3 separate regions of the Homo sapiens genome follow, and all the other regions are linked to region 3. A link is a contact called in ENCODE Hi-C or POLR2A ChIA-PET data. All regions are on one chromosome and are shown on one strand. The core of a region is the stretch at or near the end of the contact, and the rest is flanking DNA. Distances in the headings are between cores, read along the strand shown.

Region 1 (2,700 bases), core at 112-2,611, 190 kb after region 3:
TGGACCTGTCAATTCTTGCAAGTGTCAACCAGCTGTCTTGCCCACCTAGCCCTATAGTCATACCTTTCTATCCTTTTGGTGATCTCCACTCCATCAAGAAGTGGCTCTGCACATTCTATTTCAACTGACTTTTTTTTTTTTTTTTTGAGACAGAGTTTTGCTCTATCACCCAGGCTGGAGTGCAGTGGTGCAATCTTGGCTCACTGCAACCTCCACCTCCCGGGTTCAAACGATTCTTCTGCCTCAGCCCCTCAAGTAGCTGGAATTATAGGCACGCATCACCACACCCAGTTAAGTTTTTTGTATTTTTACTAGTGATGGGATTTCGCTGTGTTGGCCAGGCTGGTGTCAAACTCCTGACCTCGGGTGATCCGCCTGCCTCAGCCTTCCGAAGTGCTAGGATTACAGGCATGAGCCACCGCACCCAGCCTGCACGTTCTATTTCAAAGGCTGATCTAAGGTAACTCCTACTTCAGATCTCCTGGCACTGGAGGGCTTGCCGTAATATCAAGTCCCCAAGGCTCCCTTGATTCAGAAATCACTGAGGCAGCAGCACCTTGTACAGATATTTCTCAGCCTTCACTGTGCGTAAGAATTGCTCAGGGCCCTTGTTTAAAAAAAAAAAAATCAGCGTCCTGGACTTGAAACCCAGTAAGTCTGGAGTGGGGTCTAGGAATCAACGTTTAACAAAAGCAGGCATTTTTGGCCAGGCACAGTAGCTCACACCTGTAATCCCAGCACTTTGGGAGGCTGAGGCGGGAGGATCACTTGAGCTCAGGAGTTTAACACCAGCCTGGGCAACTAGACCCCTGTCTTTACAAATAAAAATAATTAGCCAGTCCTGATGGTGCACACCTGTGGTCCCAGCTACTCAGGAGCCTGAGGTGGGACGAGCACTTGAGCCCAGGAGTTTGAGGCTGCAATGAGCTATGATCACAGCACTCCACTCCAACCTGGGTGACAGAGTGAGGCCAGTCTCAAAAAAAAAAAGCAGGCATTTTTGATACAATATTTGTATGTATCTGCTTAAGACAGTCGGTTTGCTTCCAAAGACTAAATCAAACTTCCACCAAACTCCTTTTGGCATAGACTGAGTCCAGAGCAAGGAGATCAGATGGGTTTACATAGACAATGTAACAGTCAGATTTACCTCTTCTCTTTCCCAGCCAGCATGGGACGATGTGGGGGTGTGGGGGGGTGGGGGGGGCGGGGGAGTGGCAATCTACCAAATATCTCTCTTCTTACAGGAACTCACAGAGGAAGACAGATTGGTCGAACAAACCAGTATTATGCAAACCTCATCCAAACCCTCTGATTTCCTTAACTTGGCTAAGAAAAAGAGGAAGTTCTCCGAGTTACTCACCACTGTGGTTCTACTATGCCTTCTGACCCCGTCTTGGACTTCAACTGGGAGAATGTGGAGCCATTTGAACAGGCTCCTCTTCTGGAGCATATTTTCTTCTGTCACTTGTAAGCCCCCCTTATCATTCTGAGGCTCGAACCTCCAAGCCAACGTGTCATGTGGAAAGTGAGCTTTATCGTGTTCCTTTTCTGTTTCAGGTAGAAAAGCTGTATTGGATTGTGAGGCAATGAAAACAAATGGTAAGTTTCATTTACTTCTTTCTTATTGAAACCATTTTCACTGAAGTGGTGAGACAGTCTGATTGCAACATAAGCGTCCATTCAAAAGTGTTTCTGAGCTTTTATGAACAACCAAAGAACAGTCTTTTCAATTATCTATCATTTAAAATAAAATGATTTTAGGGAGGGGATTGCAGCATTTTTTTCTGAGACTCAGTGAGAAAAATAATGAAATTTGTTTTCACAATGAAAGTTTTCTAACTTTCCTTGTTATTGTTGTTTTATGGTTGTTGTGTTTTAACTAGAAAGCCAACACACAGGCTGGGTGTGGTGCCTCCGGCCTGTAATCGCAGCACTTTGGAAGGCTAATGGGGTAGGATTGCTTGAGCTCAGGAGTTTGAGACCAGCCTGAACAACATAGTGATACCTCGTTTCTTAAAAAAATAAAACAAAATAAAAAAACCCACAGAATTATTGTGAAATAATTCAAGCAACACTAGAAATATACATTGGGAAGTGGTCTAACCTCTGGTTCTACTAGTTACTAGCCAGCAGCCTGAGCTCATGACATACCCAGTTTGACCTTAATTTCTTTCTTTCTTTCTTTCTTTCTTTTTTTTTTTGAGATGGAGTCTCAGTCTGTCGCCCAGGCTGGAGTCAGTGGTGCAATCTCGGCTCACTGCAACCTCTGCCTCCCAGGTTCAAGTGATTCTCCTGCCTCAGCCTCCCGAGTAGCTGGGACTACAGGCGTGTGCCACCAAGCCTGGCTAATGTTTTGTATTTTTTGTAGAGACGGGGTTTCACATCGTTAGCCAGGATGGTCTCGATCTCCTGACCTCGTGATCCGCCCACCTTGGCCTCCCAAAGTGCTGGGATTACAGGCGTGAGACACTGTAATTTATTTCATCTGTGAAGTGGGCTAATAAAAGCACCTACCTGGTAGGCTAGTGTGCAGATCAAATGAGACAATCCCTGCTCCTCGTCACAGTGCCAGGCATATGGTAAACCATCCGTAAGTGATAGCCAAGGTGGTGGTTGTTACTGTATAAAATGTAAAAGTTCTGTTACAATCCTCCTCCAATTCTTCTCCCCTTCCTATCCAGAAGCAGCCGTTATCAA
Region 2 (2,700 bases), core at 122-2,621, 150 kb after region 3:
CTTACAGAGAAGGACCCTGAGGCCCTGAGGTTGGCCATGTCTTGTCTGTGTGGCCAGCAAGGGGACTGCTGGGCCTGGCAGTGTCTCAGGACTTCCTGGCCAGGGAGCTTCCTTTGTTGTCTCTGGAATCCCCCCTTGCCCTGTGTCCTTGAGTCTAGGACCTGGCACAGGTACATGTGATGCCATGCCCAGGGTGCTGTAATCCAGGCACTGGCCTCTAAGGAATGGTTACGGAGGGCCAGACCAAGTCCAGCAGAGCCAGCTCTCACCAGGCCTGTGCAGTGGGTGAGCATATGTGATGGGAGGACATATGCAGTGGGTGGGCATATGTAGTGAGTGGGTATACGTAGTGAGTGGGTATATGTAGTGAGTGGGTATATGTAGTGGATGGGCATATGCAGTGAGTGGGTATATGCGGTGGGTGGGCATATGCAGTGGATGGGTATATGCAGTGGATAGGCATGTGTAATGGGCAAGCATATGCAATGGGTGGGCATATGCAGGGGTTGGGTATATGCAGTGGATAGGCACACGCACTAGGTGGGAATGTCATGGGTGGGCATATGTCATGGGTGGGCACATGAAATGGACAGGCATATGTCATGAGTGGGCATATGCAGTGAGTGGGCACATGCAGTGGATGGGCATGTGCAGTGGGTGGGCATATGCAGTGGGTGGGCATGTGCAGTGGGTGGGCATGTGCAGTGGGTGGGCATATGCTGTGGGTGGGCATACGCAGTGGATGGGCATGTGCAGTGGATGGGCATGTGCAGTGGGTGGGCATACGCAGTGGGTGGGCATACACAGTGGGTGGGCATGTGCAGTGGGTGGGCATGTGCAGGGGGTGGGCATACGCAGTGGGTGGGCATACGCAGTGGGTGGGCATATGCAGTGGGTGGGCATATGCAGTGGGTGGGCATATGTGATGGGTAGGCATATGCAGTGAGTGGGCAAATGCAGTGGGTGGGCATATGTCATGGGTGGGCATATGCAGGGCTGGGCACCTGCAGCAAGTGGGTTGTCGCGGGAGACTTTGCCCACACTAAGAGACTCTGAGTTTCAGTTTTCTGCCGCCTAACATGATATACTTGCGACTGCCTGTAAATCCATTTTTAACCCCCAACTAGGGAAGCTGAAGGAAGAGGAACAGCAGGGCCACCAGCTCAGCCCGGTGGCTGCATTGTTCTCCCCTGACATTGTTCTCAGGCCGGCTCTGCTTACCCAGAAGGCCCCCGTAACCCCTGGGGAATCCGATGAGATTGTTTTTCCCAAGACTGGGCTCTTCAGGTGTGAGCTGCAGTTCTTGGGCCACGTAGGTTACTGTGGCATTTCTGCAGCAGGAAAGAGGAAGGAACTTCTGATCTGTGGGGCAACGGCATCAACAATGTGCACCCCCACCAGCCGGCAGCGCGAAGAGGAAAGGAGCTCAGTTTCCATAGTGATAAATCACGAGGAAGGGAGCCTGGAGGGAGCCGGCAGTAAGACTTCTCCCTTCCCCTGGCTCCCTGCAAACGCATTCCCAATGCCAGAGTCAGTTAGCCGCCTGGCGCCTCTCCAGACTGAGCCCCCAGAACCGCAGGTAGAGGAAGACGGAAGGGGCTCTGCCAGATGGAAAACAAATTCCCAGCTCCTCTTCAATGTGTCAGTAAGGCATGGGTGCCCGAGCGGATGCGTCGGGGCCCAGGGCTGTGCCACACCTGGGTGGCCACCACATGCGAAGCTCTCGATGCATGCCACCTACATTATTCCATTCCATTCTCTTCTATTACGCCCTACACACGACTGTGTTCTATTAAATGAGCCCACAGCACAGGTGCTATTAGCCCTTTTATCACAGAAGAACAAACAGGCCTTGTGAGGGAGAGAGATGCACCAGAGACAATTCACCAAGTTAACAATAGCTCCTGAAGGTCTCAAGGCTCTCTTCTGAGATTCTTTCTCTTGCCAAAATCAGACTATTTTCCCCAAAGAAAACATTTGAGTTTTTTTGAAATGTTCTGGGAAGTCGTTTATCCCAAACGTCATCAGCCACTCTTTATGCAGGCCACGGTCTCTTGCCTGTAACCCTTGCATGTGCTGTTCCTTCTGCTTGAAATGCTGTTCCCTGCTTCCTTGGTCAGCTAACTCCTCAGGGTACTTGTCTCATCCCTCCTTCCCAGTAGCTCAGATGCCTTGCTTTCTGGGCTCCCACAGAACTTACACCATATTATGAAGCAACACAGAGTAATAGTAGGAGAAAAGGCTCTTCTAGGCCCAGACTAGCTGTGTGACCTCAGGGGATTTGCTTAACTTCTCTGAGCCTTGATTTCTTCATAGGCAAGATGGAGAGAATGCGAGCATCTGCCTCACAGTGTGTCTGTGAGGATTGGACATTAACATATGTAAAGCTCTTAGAAAATGCTTGCCTGCGGTTAATGCTCTAGAAACATTAGTCACTAAAGAATTAAGTTCTTAAAGCAAGAGCCATTCTTCATGGATATCTCTAGATCTAGAGGCTTAGGCCCAACTGGGTATGGAGCAAATGTCACTCTGGATTCGTGGGAGACTATTTTCCAGCTACACTTTAGGCAACAGGCACGGTGCTAGGCACCTTGATTCATAAGATTTAATTTAGTTAAGTCATTCCAGGACTGGTCTCAGATAGCCCAGGACCAGCATTTTGTCACTGTAGCCTGCAGCATTCTCGAATGGCCCTCTGAT
Region 3 (2,700 bases), core at 141-2,640:
AAATGGCAGTTTCATTCTTCCAATATGAGACAAGCGTCTCTGTGTGACCCAGCCCTAAAACTCACAAACCTAGACTCCTCAAACTCCCCATACTCCAGAGTTCAAGGATAACCTGCCCTCCATTTTTCCTTATTGTTTTCCATATAAAAGTCACTCGTTGTTTCCCCTCCAGCTTACACCTGGCTCCTGAAATGACTCCTCTGAATCCTCTGAGAATCCTCAAAACATGTAAAAGCCTCATTCCTTTTAATGCATGTGCAGAGCGGTGATGGTGTGAAGACGCTGGCACTTCAAACGTGAACGTGGCACGAGCCCTGCCCTCAAGGAGCCCACAATTTTCCCTCAACTCTAAAAAAGGATGTCCTCCCTGGACAGTGTCTGTAAAACACAGTGACAAAGTACTTCATAGCTCTGGAGAAAGAGCGAGGGTGGAAACAGACTTTGCCCTTACATTTGACGCCCAGTAACCATAACAACCGATGGTTTAAGTAACTATCAACCCACTGAGGGGCTAAGTTTTCCAAAAATCGTTTTCAAAAGGGGAAGACTCCCCTGCACCAACTCCCATGGCAGCCGTACGCTCTAGGCAGCGTGTGGTGCAATGTGGCCAGCCGTTCCCCGCCTTCTCCGGTTCCACCGTATGGTTTCCGTGCTCAGCAGCCAGCAGCGACGGCGTCCACGGCCACACCGCCTCCCCGCAAGGCACCTGGCGCTAGGCCTCAGCCCAATGTCACTTGTTAACCTTCCGATCCCCCGGATTTCGGCACGCCGCCGCCTCCCTGCTAAAGCACACAAACCACCCCACCGCCACCCGCGTTCTCCAGGAGTTGGAGAAAAACCACCGGGGCGCATACAACCTCTGACAGATTCGAGTAAAAGTAACTGCGGTTCTCGACTTTCAAGCATTTCGCGTCGCCGGTGAGGGGGGCGGCAGGAACCCGGGGCCCCATTCATAAAATTGCAAGCCGTTTTCCTCTAGTTTGCGCGTGACGGTGCCTCCCTGCCCGGGGCCGGGGACCGCAGGCTGAGGGGACGGGGCCGGCAGCTCCTCCCGCCGGAGTCGAGCCCGAGCCATCCGGCGGGGCCCCGAAGGAAGGGATTGCCCGGGGGTGTCGCGGGTGGGCGTCCCCTTCAATACCTGAACCATGACAGCGGGGTGGGGGGCCGAGCCCCGCCACGCCAAGGGCCGCCGGACCCGACCGGTACTTTGAAGCCCGCGGGGTCGATCCGCGCCCAGCCCGGGCCTTATCCGCGGGGCGCTCCCTCCACCGCCCCCGCCTGGCCCTGAGACTGCTCACCCAAGATCCGCTGGCTGCCTCATTGTACTATGCCGGCGCCCGTGCTCCCGGCCGCGCGACTCCGGCTTCGGCTGGGGCACCGGCCGCGGTCCTGCTGCCCTGCCGCCCGCCCGCCCCCGGGCACACGCCGCCCCGCCCCGCCGGCGGACCCGCCCCGCGCCCGCGGCCGCCGCCGCCAACCAGAGGGCGCGGGGGCGGAGCAAACGGCACGCCAGGCCCAACCAATCCAGTTCTACCGCGCGCCGAGGTGAGGCCGCGGAAATGGGGGAGCGATTTGTCAGGTCTGTTAAAGGGGCCACCGCCCTTGGAGCTAGGGAGAGGAGTGGTGGGGAGGGTTACCTGGAAGAGCCCCAGGTGAGGGGGACAAAAGCTTCACTCTCCCAACGGGGCTGCACACTGTCCCCAGCTCTTTGCACTTCTTAATTTCCTCTTCCTGCAGTCTAGCAGCAACAAGTGCCCTTGAGACGAGGGCTGGGGGTTGAGGTGGGGTGACTGAGGCGCGGAGAACCAGGGGTATCCCCCTGGGCAAATTCACTCGATTTGCATTTTAGAGGGCCATCAGACGTATCTATCCCCATCCAACTGCAGACATTGATTTAAAAAGGCAAATTCCCAGTTTCCCGCATTATGTACTTCCCCCACCTGACTACCACACTACCACATCCTATCCTGAACTAACTCTGTTACTAGTTTTTTTGTTTGAGACGGAGTCTCGCTCTGTCGCCAGGCTGGAGTGCAGTGCCGTCATCTGGGCTCACTGCAACCTCCGCCTCCTGGGTTAAAGCGATTCTCCTGCCTCAGCCTTCCGAGTAGCTGGGATTACAGGCGCGTGCCACCATGCCCAGCTAATTTTTGTATTTTTAGTAGAGACGGGGTTTCACCATGTTGGCCAGGATGGTCTCGGTCTCTTGACCTCGTGATCCGCCGGACCCAGCCTCCCAAAGTACTGGGATTACAGGCGTGAGCCACCGCGCCTGGCCACGAGTTCTTAGAGCTTAGAACTTATATAGTATTAACTACTCATTTTTAGAGAGGCAATATCTGAGGCTCAGAGAGGTAAAGTGACTTCTCGAGGTAAATTCTCACTTAGAATGAGCTTCCTGGGATGGCAATGCCCATTGTGCATTTATCTTCTGCGAACCTGGGTTGGCTGGCAGAAGCACTGGCACATAGGGAGAGTTCCCCCTTCCCCCGTAGTCCTTGCCCCTCTGCACTTCCCACCCACCACAAGAAAGGACCAAGACAACAAACAGATGTGTCAGTGTGTCTCCTGCATTAGTGGGTCCCAAATGTCAGATCTTCAACGTCAGATCATCCTGGAGGGTTTTAACATGAAGATCTCTAAGTCCCACCCCAGAACCTGTAATTCAGTAAGTCTGAGATGGCCTTCGACACCCCTCCC

Evidence for each region. Hi-C counts contacts between places; a loop is a spot of excess contacts on that map. ChIA-PET counts read pairs that join two places held with the same protein, here RNA polymerase II (POLR2A). Pooled maps may share reads with other maps.
Region 1: a pooled map shows a loop between it and region 3 (2.4-fold over the local background). The contact joins the promoter of MILR1 here to the promoter of TEX2 in region 3. A Hi-C loop is called at or near these places in 2 of 50 pooled maps. POLR2A ChIA-PET finds 5 or more read pairs at or near these places in 2 of 52 experiments (T-cell and activated B cell).
Region 2: a pooled map shows a loop between it and region 3 (4-fold over the local background). The contact joins the enhancer-like site here to the promoter of TEX2 in region 3. A Hi-C loop is called at or near these places in 5 of 50 pooled maps. POLR2A ChIA-PET finds 5 or more read pairs at or near these places in 5 of 52 experiments (HEK293, OCI-LY7, T-cell and 2 more).

Annotation. Positions count from the first base shown.
Region 1 is chr17:64,447,754-64,450,453 of GRCh38, forward strand. MILR1 (mast cell immunoglobulin like receptor 1) reads left to right here and starts at 1,362. Exons shown (of 10, transcript NM_001085423.2): 1 at 1,362-1,470; 2 at 1,561-1,602. The coding sequence starts at 1,416. RefSeq lists a silencer at 1,225-1,274.
Region 2 is chr17:64,410,865-64,413,564 of GRCh38, forward strand. No RefSeq gene overlaps it. Among named protein-coding and RNA genes, the nearest start is that of PECAM1, 21 kb to the left of the region's middle. Within about 2 kb of position 1,372, at least 21 of the 41 ENCODE cell types and tissues checked have a DNase peak (open chromatin) inside an H3K27ac peak, as active enhancers do; they include OCI-LY7, where a contact is called at or near this core.
Region 3 is chr17:64,261,870-64,264,569 of GRCh38, forward strand. It overlaps TEX2 (testis expressed 2), which reads right to left and starts at 1,391. Exons shown (of 12, transcript NM_001288732.2): 1 at 1,299-1,391. RefSeq lists a silencer at 979-1,588.